Regions from separate parts of the Mus musculus genome. Here all the other regions are linked to region 2. Evidence: chromatin loops called from intact Hi-C (ENCODE). Cell type or tissue: gastrocnemius. All regions are shown on one strand.

Region 1 (2,500 bases), 70 kb after region 2:
ACATTTTAATCAATTATATTCTGTGTGTACAAAATGGAAGCCAATACATTAATCAACATATATTACATATTTTCAGAAGAAAAGTACTATACTAGATATATATACTAATAAAAAAAAACCCTCTGAAATAAGCATAAATCAATTAAATTAGAAAATGTTAAAATAAAGTACTAAAGTTTCTACACTGTAAGTGTGAATGCTTTAATTGTAAGGCACCAGCAAGCCTACGTCAGCACACTTACCCTGTGAGACGAGCAACGCGCACGCCCTGGAAGCAGCCCTGGGATTGCTGAGAACCCCAGAGCAGTAGAGACAGAGAGGAAAAGACAAGGGTGCTTGCACTGGAAAGAGCAGTGCGGCTCAGAACTTCCTTCCCAGCTCCACTCTGGCCTAGCCTCAAGGCCCTGCAGCAAGTACCAACCAGCAAGGCTGGAAACCGCAGGCTCACCTCCACCACATGAGGTTTACAGCCCAGTCTGCTGTGAAGTGGTTTCAGGATTTAAGGCAACCTTGTGAATCTGAGTCCTTCTGACTTCTCCTCCGCACATGTCTTATCTCGGTCATAAACTCCAGCTTTCCTCAAGCCTGACCATTCCTGAGCTCATGGCTCAGGGCCTTAGCGCTCTTTCTTGCTTTTCCTCACTCTCAACAGCCTTTCTCCTACTCGGGGTTATTAGTCATCCTGCATGCCTGCCCCACCCCCACAATGCTTCCTCTGAACCAAAGACAACACCACACCACCACCACCACCCCCTGCCCTGATTAACACTGGTGCCATCCTGCCCGGATCACTGGTTACAGAGGGCTAGTGTGACCTGCCACCACCGGACTATTCCTTTTAAAAAGGCTAGTCAGACACAGCTAAAGGCACTTCCTCACTGGATTCTAGAGGGCTTCCAGGACTGACTCGGCCTATTTCCTTGTTGTTGTACCTGTCCAGGAAAAGTGAAATCCCTCAGGGTACTTTCCACACTCACAAACAATGACAACCAGGCCCAAGTCAACACTCTCAGGGCCATCCTGCTAGGCTTCCCGGCCAGGAAGGACAGGTCGTGTGTAGGTAGTCACAACTGGGCCAAACCAAATCACCTTGGCAGGCCACCGAGTACTAATAGGTCTGTGCATGTAGAGACTTTCCTCTTCCTTTAAATTGGTTTAATGAGGAGCTGGAAACCAGGCCCCGCCCCCATGCCCACCAGGACTTCAAAGATGAGAACCCAGCACAGGAGCGGTTCTCTGGGAGGAAGGTCCAGTCTCCTCCACCCACTTCAGAACCAACTGCGACCTCGCTAGTGCAAACACAAGGGGAATACACACACACACACACACACACACACACACACACACACACACACACCCAGGACCAGGTGATCACTCCCATACCAAATCTTTAAAGTTGCCTCAAAAAGGCCTCCACTCGTCATGCTCATGTTAGGCAAACGTCAGAGCTTGTGGGCACCCCAGCTGCTCCCACACCAGGCCTTATCCACTGCAGGACAGCACCACCTGGTGAACAGCGGCGGTTTGTATGGCCAGGTGTCCTGGTGTGAGTTCCTCCCGCATCCCCTGCTCTTTTAAGGGGATCAGCCCGGAGGGAGCATCTCCCAGCAGCTGCAGGCCCTTCCATCCATCCCTCTGCATAGCACACCTCCATTGAGAAGGCACACGCACTCCCCGTGTGTGCCCTCCACTACTGGCAGACAAACATCAAAGGATGCCCACTGGGTTCCACACCAGACAGATCGTGGGCCTGAGGCCGTCAGACTGGTGCACCCTCCCAATGAGACCTGCAGCAGGTTATGTACACAGCACACTTGTTCTCTGGCCTCTGCCCCACCAAGAGCAGCCGGCCTGTACCACTGTTTCCGGCAAGGCCAGGGAAAACATCCCTTCTGAATTTGAGAGGACAACAAAGGCAGCCGTAGAAATGACAGAGGCCAGAGGGGAAGGAGCTTCCTTAGCGGCTGACAGTCCCTACAGCTTGTTTTCGTGGCGATGCGATCACAGAGAGCAGGTTCTATGTCTGGTCCTACATGGGTCTTAAGGCTCTCTGCTATAATTATGGTAAGGAGGAGGAGAGGCCGAGGAGACCAGAGGAGCTCTGCGTGGTACTGGGGAAGTTATAACGATAGCGGACTGCCTAATGTACTCCAACAAAAGCTGGGCCTTGAGACTTCTACCCCCAAAACAAACCTTAGATTCGCCAAAAAAACATAGAGCTTTTCGCTAATCTGTTTCAAATCCTCACCATTCAAAAATCTTTTCAGTACATAGAACAGTATTTATACCCAATATAATCAAGTGTCATATAATATTTCTCTACAATATATAGTACGATAAAATGGATCAGTCCTGATAGGATTTTTAGGAACCCTGAAACTCAAGTCTAGGGAACCTGAGGGCCCTACCCACACTTCCCTAACATTTAATTTCCAGACCTAATTTCCAACTGACTTCCATTTTTGCTTGTTTTTGCTTTGGTTTTTCAGGCCGGCATCTC
Region 2 (2,500 bases):
GAGTATGTCTAGTAGAGAATTCCTAGTCTTAAAAAAAAAAAAAAAAGAAGTGTAGTAAACGGTAAAGACTGAGCCAGCCTTCACGTCCTACCAGAATTGTGTGAGTCTCAGTCTCAGGTGATATTCATGTTAAATATGATTTTAGATTAATTAATAAATGCAAGGCTCAGAAACTGAGTTTAAATGCTATGGAAAACATGCTCTAAATTGTAAATAGAAAACACTGAAAGCAATGTAAGATTCATTTTAGAGATGAAAGGCTCATCTTAAAATAGTCTCTCGACCTGGTGAGGTCAAGCCTTCCTTTCAAAATATTAGTGGAAGGAAAGGGATTCTTGAACTCCAGGTCCCTCCTTGTTCTCCAGCTCCTACCCAGGTGGCAAGGCTACCCATCATGCATCATTGCCCATGTCCTTGAAAGTACAAGGCAGCTCGCTGCTGTGCTGTGTTGGCTGTCTTGAGGAAGCACGCTGGCCTCAACCACAAAGCCATCTCGGCAGTCAGGACCTTACTGTACAGGGTCAGTAAGTGGAAGAGCAGACTGGGCTTGTGTCTGACACACAGGCTTGATAGTGAGATCTCTGAAAAGCACACACCTTCTGCGCGCTGAAACATCTGCAGACACCATGCAGTGATGTTCTGGGCGGGGCGATTAGTCACCATTCCCCTGGCAGGGACCCAGATCACTGCAACCTCCTCAGCAGTGGGGCTGACTCTGTCAGTGTTCTGGGTTCAAGACAACAGAAAGGCGGCTTTCTACCCTGAACACACCACAGCCCAGGTGCCTGCGGGGCTTTTATTAGCGAAAGCTGCTACAATGTATCTGATTATCCTACTAAAGCTGAGTGAGATTGACATAAGGTTGAAGCTTTCAAAAACGTGTGTGCACAGGATAGCCATGCCTGTGTTCACGCAGAGGCCAGGAGAGGGCACCGGGTCCCTCAGAGTTGGGGCTAGAGTTAACAGGCACTTGCCAGACAAGAATGCAGGAATCCAAACTCCTTGTGTCCTTGTGACTGAGCAGAAACCACTGTTAATCCCAGGTTACTTCCTTTTGTTTTTAGAACAACTATAACTCATGTATCTTTTATCTAAACTTGGTAATAACACAATATATACCAAAGTAGCGGCCTCCCTTTAAAGAACAAAACTATTTTTCTTTTTAAAACTTGCTGCTTGAACAGTTAAGAGTTTCAGAATTTAGAAGGCATTGTTCCTGGAAGACTCAGTATTTACCACAAGGTGGCGCTGCTCCGATGCCAGTTTCAGACAAAAGCTCTGAGGCTTGCTGGGAAAGGTTTCTTCACCATCAAGGCAAGAAATGGTCGCCACCCTAAGCAGGATGAAGTCCTGGATGTTTTTAAGGTTTTAGGTAACACGTATATGCTTAGCAGTTACACTAAGGAGTTCAGTCTCAGAGGCAACAACTTCCTGCCCATTGTACACTTGGCCTAACAGAACAGACCCTGGATAGCCGCAGCACACCCAGCTTCACGGAGAGCCACCCAGGCACCAAAGCGGATGCAAAGGCCTGAGTGCTCCTCGTTACTCAGGGGAAAATCTGAAAGTCCGTGCACACTTAAATCTGTACTGGAATAAATGAACGGGGAAAGAGACAGCTCTCAAGATACAGAATAATCGCCAACAATTTATATAGATACTCCATGCTCAGAAGTGACGGGCTTTGCTCCAAGCCTTACCTGTGGGCTTCGCACAGTGCCCATGCAGAGAATAAAGTGTCTTCTTTATGTGGTGGACGGAGACAAGGAGAGAAGAAGACAGGGTAGGTTCAGTGTAGAAAGTGAACAGCCACAACCTTGGCTGGATGACGAAGATCAACCAAGAGAGGCGAACTACACTGTTGGTACACACCTTCGACTCCGCGGGATAAAGAGGTCACCCCAAACTCCTAAGTCCTGGCTGATGGTGAGAAAAACATCAGACACGTTCCAATAAGCAGGCACTCTACAAAATATCATACCCAAGCCACCAGGGTCATTAAAACAAAGAATGTCTGAGAAACTGTCACAGTCAAGAATATATGGAGATGCCTCTAACCCCAGCAGAGGCAGGCTCATCTCTGAATTCGAAGTCAGCCTGATCTGTAGAGAAAGAAATCCTGTCTCAGAAAACCAAACCAAACCAACGGACAAAAAGGTATCTATGGAGACATGATCTCTGAACGTGATATGATAATGTGGGCCAGAAAAAAAGTGAATTAGAAATGGTGGGAAAAAAAAAAAAACCCCACAAATACAGACTTTAGTAGGTATCACTGTTGGTTCACTAATTATATCAAATGTATCACACAACGTCTGTGTTAATGAGAGATTGACCATAGACCATATGGAACTTCTTAGTACTGTTCTTTTGACCTCTTCTATAAGCCTAAAATACTCCAAAATAAATGTTTATATATTAAAAAAAAAATAAAGTCAAAGGGCTGGAGAGATGGCTCAGAGGTTAAGAGCAATGACTGCTCTTCCAGAGGTCCTGAATT
Region 3 (2,500 bases), 150 kb after region 2:
GGAAGGGAGGAAGGGAGGAAGGGAGGAAGGGAATAAGACCATGCTAGGAATTTCAAAGACAAAGCGCTTGATATGAAAAAAAAAAAAACCATATTGTTGAGCCAGCTGAAATCAGACTGTGAAAGGTAGCTACCCCTGAGATTAATAAGGAAAGAAAGCCAGGAAGCAGGTGGCCAGGAAGCAGGTGGTAGAATGGGAAGGAGGGGGAAATACTATAGTAGCTTGTCTCTGGGAGTGTCTAAAAGGATGCCGGGAATACCAGGGAGAAGGTATCCAGAAATGATGTCACTTCTGGAGATACTGCCAAAAGGAAGGGAAGGATGGCACCTCCTCCTTCCCTTTCTGATTACTGTTGGCACCTTCTAGTAATCATACCTAGTTCGGAGCCAGCTGAAGTGAATCCTGGGAGATGTAGTTTGTAGGCCTCTGAGTCCCAGCATTATGAAGTAGGCTACAGTAGAGTTGATCTGGAGCAAAGAGACACAGATAAATAATTGGCACATGCAGTGATGTTGAAATGTCTACATTGCCGATGAACGAGCAAGAAGAGGTGAGTAGCTTTTTATAATATTGACAAAGACGTGGCCCTTTGGAGACCATAATCCTTAAAAATAACTCAACGTCAAGGGGAAAAAATAGAATCTAAACAAAAATGTGGGAAGTGGTATCATTCGTAATGAAAAACAGTCCGAGTGCCCCACAAACAAGACATGATTAAGCAGACCGTGTGGATCGACGTAACAGAACACAGCTGACAGACAACCCCCAAAACACATGCTTCCAATAACTCTGAAAATGTCTACATAAAATAAGGTCAAGGGGAAAAAGTTGAACCCAGAACTGTTTGTCTGCTACACTAATGACACCTGTGTAAAAAACGCACCCACGGATATTAAGAACGACGGGGAGACAGAATGACGTCACAGGTTTGGGGTATCGTCTTACTTGGGGCTTCTCTCCTTCGAAGTTGCCTAAGTTCTTAATTAAAAGAGAAAAGTAAATGAGTTTTTAATTTTACTTTAGATGCCAAAGCGACTGGAAATGATGTGTTTCATATTACACTGCTTTGAAGAGAGAAGAAAAACAAAAGCCATTCACAGACGCGCACCGTACAGCCTGGCTGACCGTTTCCCACATAGCACTTTTTACAACTCTTGGCATTAATCACGGCCATGGCCTCAGGCCAGTGTCCAATTGGTCTGGAGATTTTATTTTACAACCTGAGAACCATGGCTGGCTCCCAGTGCCTCTGCTCTCCTGCCCAGAGCCAAGCCTTTCTTCTTGTTGCTGTACTTCACGGATTTTACTGCAGGCCTAGGAGCTGTTAAAGTCAGCTAAAACAATGAATGAAGATAACAGGCTGACTGCAGACCCCCGTGCATTGTGATGGTTGGATCTTTGTACATATTTACTTATTGCTTCGGCATCAGTAGGTTCTCTTCATGAGCTATAGTGCCTCCTACCCTATCTGAAACACACCGCAGAGACCAGGAGGGACATACCTTCTGCCCACCCCTCCCCCACTAAGTGCTTCCCAGATCTTTGATGTGCCCAGCTTCCTGGACTCATGAACTCTCTCTGGCAAGCTAATCCAGATGTCACAGCTGCCTAGGAACGAGTAGAGTATGTGGTTACGGTAGGGAAGAAATGACGGAATAACTGCCTCCCACGGGGGGGGGGGGGGGGGGGCTGGCTGGCAGATTGCCCAAGAGACCTTGGTCATGCCCTGGGCTGGTGTGGATTAGACAGCCAGGGGTTTAAAGGAGCAGTCTGCAAACTTGACCCACTTTCTGTCTTTCTCTTTTGTGATTGCCATTGTCCAAAGGTGGGTCCAACTTTGCAATTACAATTTCAGCCCACCTAGCACTGTATGGCCCTGCCCTAGCCACCTCAGTGTTTTTTGTTTTGTTTTTGATTGTTTTAGTTCCCCACTCCCCCAAGACAAGGTTTCACTGTGTAGCCCTAGCTGTCCTGGAATTCAATTTATAGACCAGGCTGGCCTTGAACTCACAGAGACCTACCTGACTGGGCTTCCCAAGAGCTGAGATTAAAGGTGAATACCACCATGTCCAGCCTGGCACCTCAGTTTTTGATGGTATACAATAGGAAGATAGCAGTAAATTGTTCCCAGTTTTATTGCAAAAAGGCTCTTACAGTCCCTTGGAAGATAGTTCTAGCTGTTTACCTGCTCTACCTGTCCTTGTCTGGAACAGAAATAGCATGTTTCTTTTGTTTGCAGGGGTTGTGTGCCCAGGTCAAAAGCACTGCCCCCTTATGCAAAACGAAAGCAAAAAGCATGCCTTTGATCCCAGCACAAAAGAAGCTGAGGCTGGAGGAGCCCTGCGATTGAGTTCTAGGTCACAGGGTCTAAAAAATAAAACCTTATCTCAAACAAACAAACAAACAAACAAAGGACCCCCCTCCCCCCACCTCCTACCCCCGGCTTCCTTACAGGCATAGCGTCCAGTGGCTCCACAGTGAGAGGTTTCCAGGAAAGCAG

Evidence for each region. Peaks named below come from ENCODE experiments on the same cell type or tissue, not always from the same donor. Only the 100,000 strongest peaks of a DNase experiment are listed, where the experiment ranks them.
Region 1: a loop joins it to region 2, with 2.1 times the contacts of the local background. A loop is called at or near these places in 6 of 42 quality-filtered maps.
Region 3: it touches region 2 in a loop (2.0-fold over the local background); 14 of 42 quality-filtered maps call a loop at or near these places.

Annotation. Positions count from the first base shown.
Region 1 is chr2:59,674,804-59,677,303 of GRCm38, reverse strand. The region is part of intron 2 of Tanc1 (tetratricopeptide repeat, ankyrin repeat and coiled-coil containing 1); the gene reads right to left. Among named protein-coding and RNA genes, the nearest start is that of Tanc1, 64 kb to the right of the region's middle. In gastrocnemius, a CTCF peak has its summit at 1,537 (motif pointing left); no DNase peak of the experiment used is centred here; H3K27ac peaks cover 2,102 bases.
Region 2 is chr2:59,744,411-59,746,910 of GRCm38, reverse strand. All of the region lies in intron 4 of Tanc1 (tetratricopeptide repeat, ankyrin repeat and coiled-coil containing 1), which reads right to left. Among named protein-coding and RNA genes, the nearest start is that of Tanc1, 130 kb to the right of the region's middle. In gastrocnemius, a CTCF peak has its summit at 1,237 (motif pointing right); DNase peaks (open chromatin) are centred at 700 and 1,258; H3K27ac peaks cover 306 bases.
Region 3 is chr2:59,598,982-59,601,481 of GRCm38, reverse strand. It overlaps LOC115489517 (a long non-coding RNA gene), which reads right to left. Exons shown (of 5, transcript XR_003954038.1): 2 at 2,453-2,500; 3 at 884-978; 4 at 376-467. Among named protein-coding and RNA genes, the nearest start is that of Tanc1, 12 kb to the left of the region's middle. RefSeq lists an enhancer at 33-2,500. In gastrocnemius, no CTCF peak of the experiment used is centred here; DNase peaks (open chromatin) are centred at 281, 1,179 and 1,526; H3K4me3 peaks cover 806 bases; H3K27ac peaks cover 247 bases.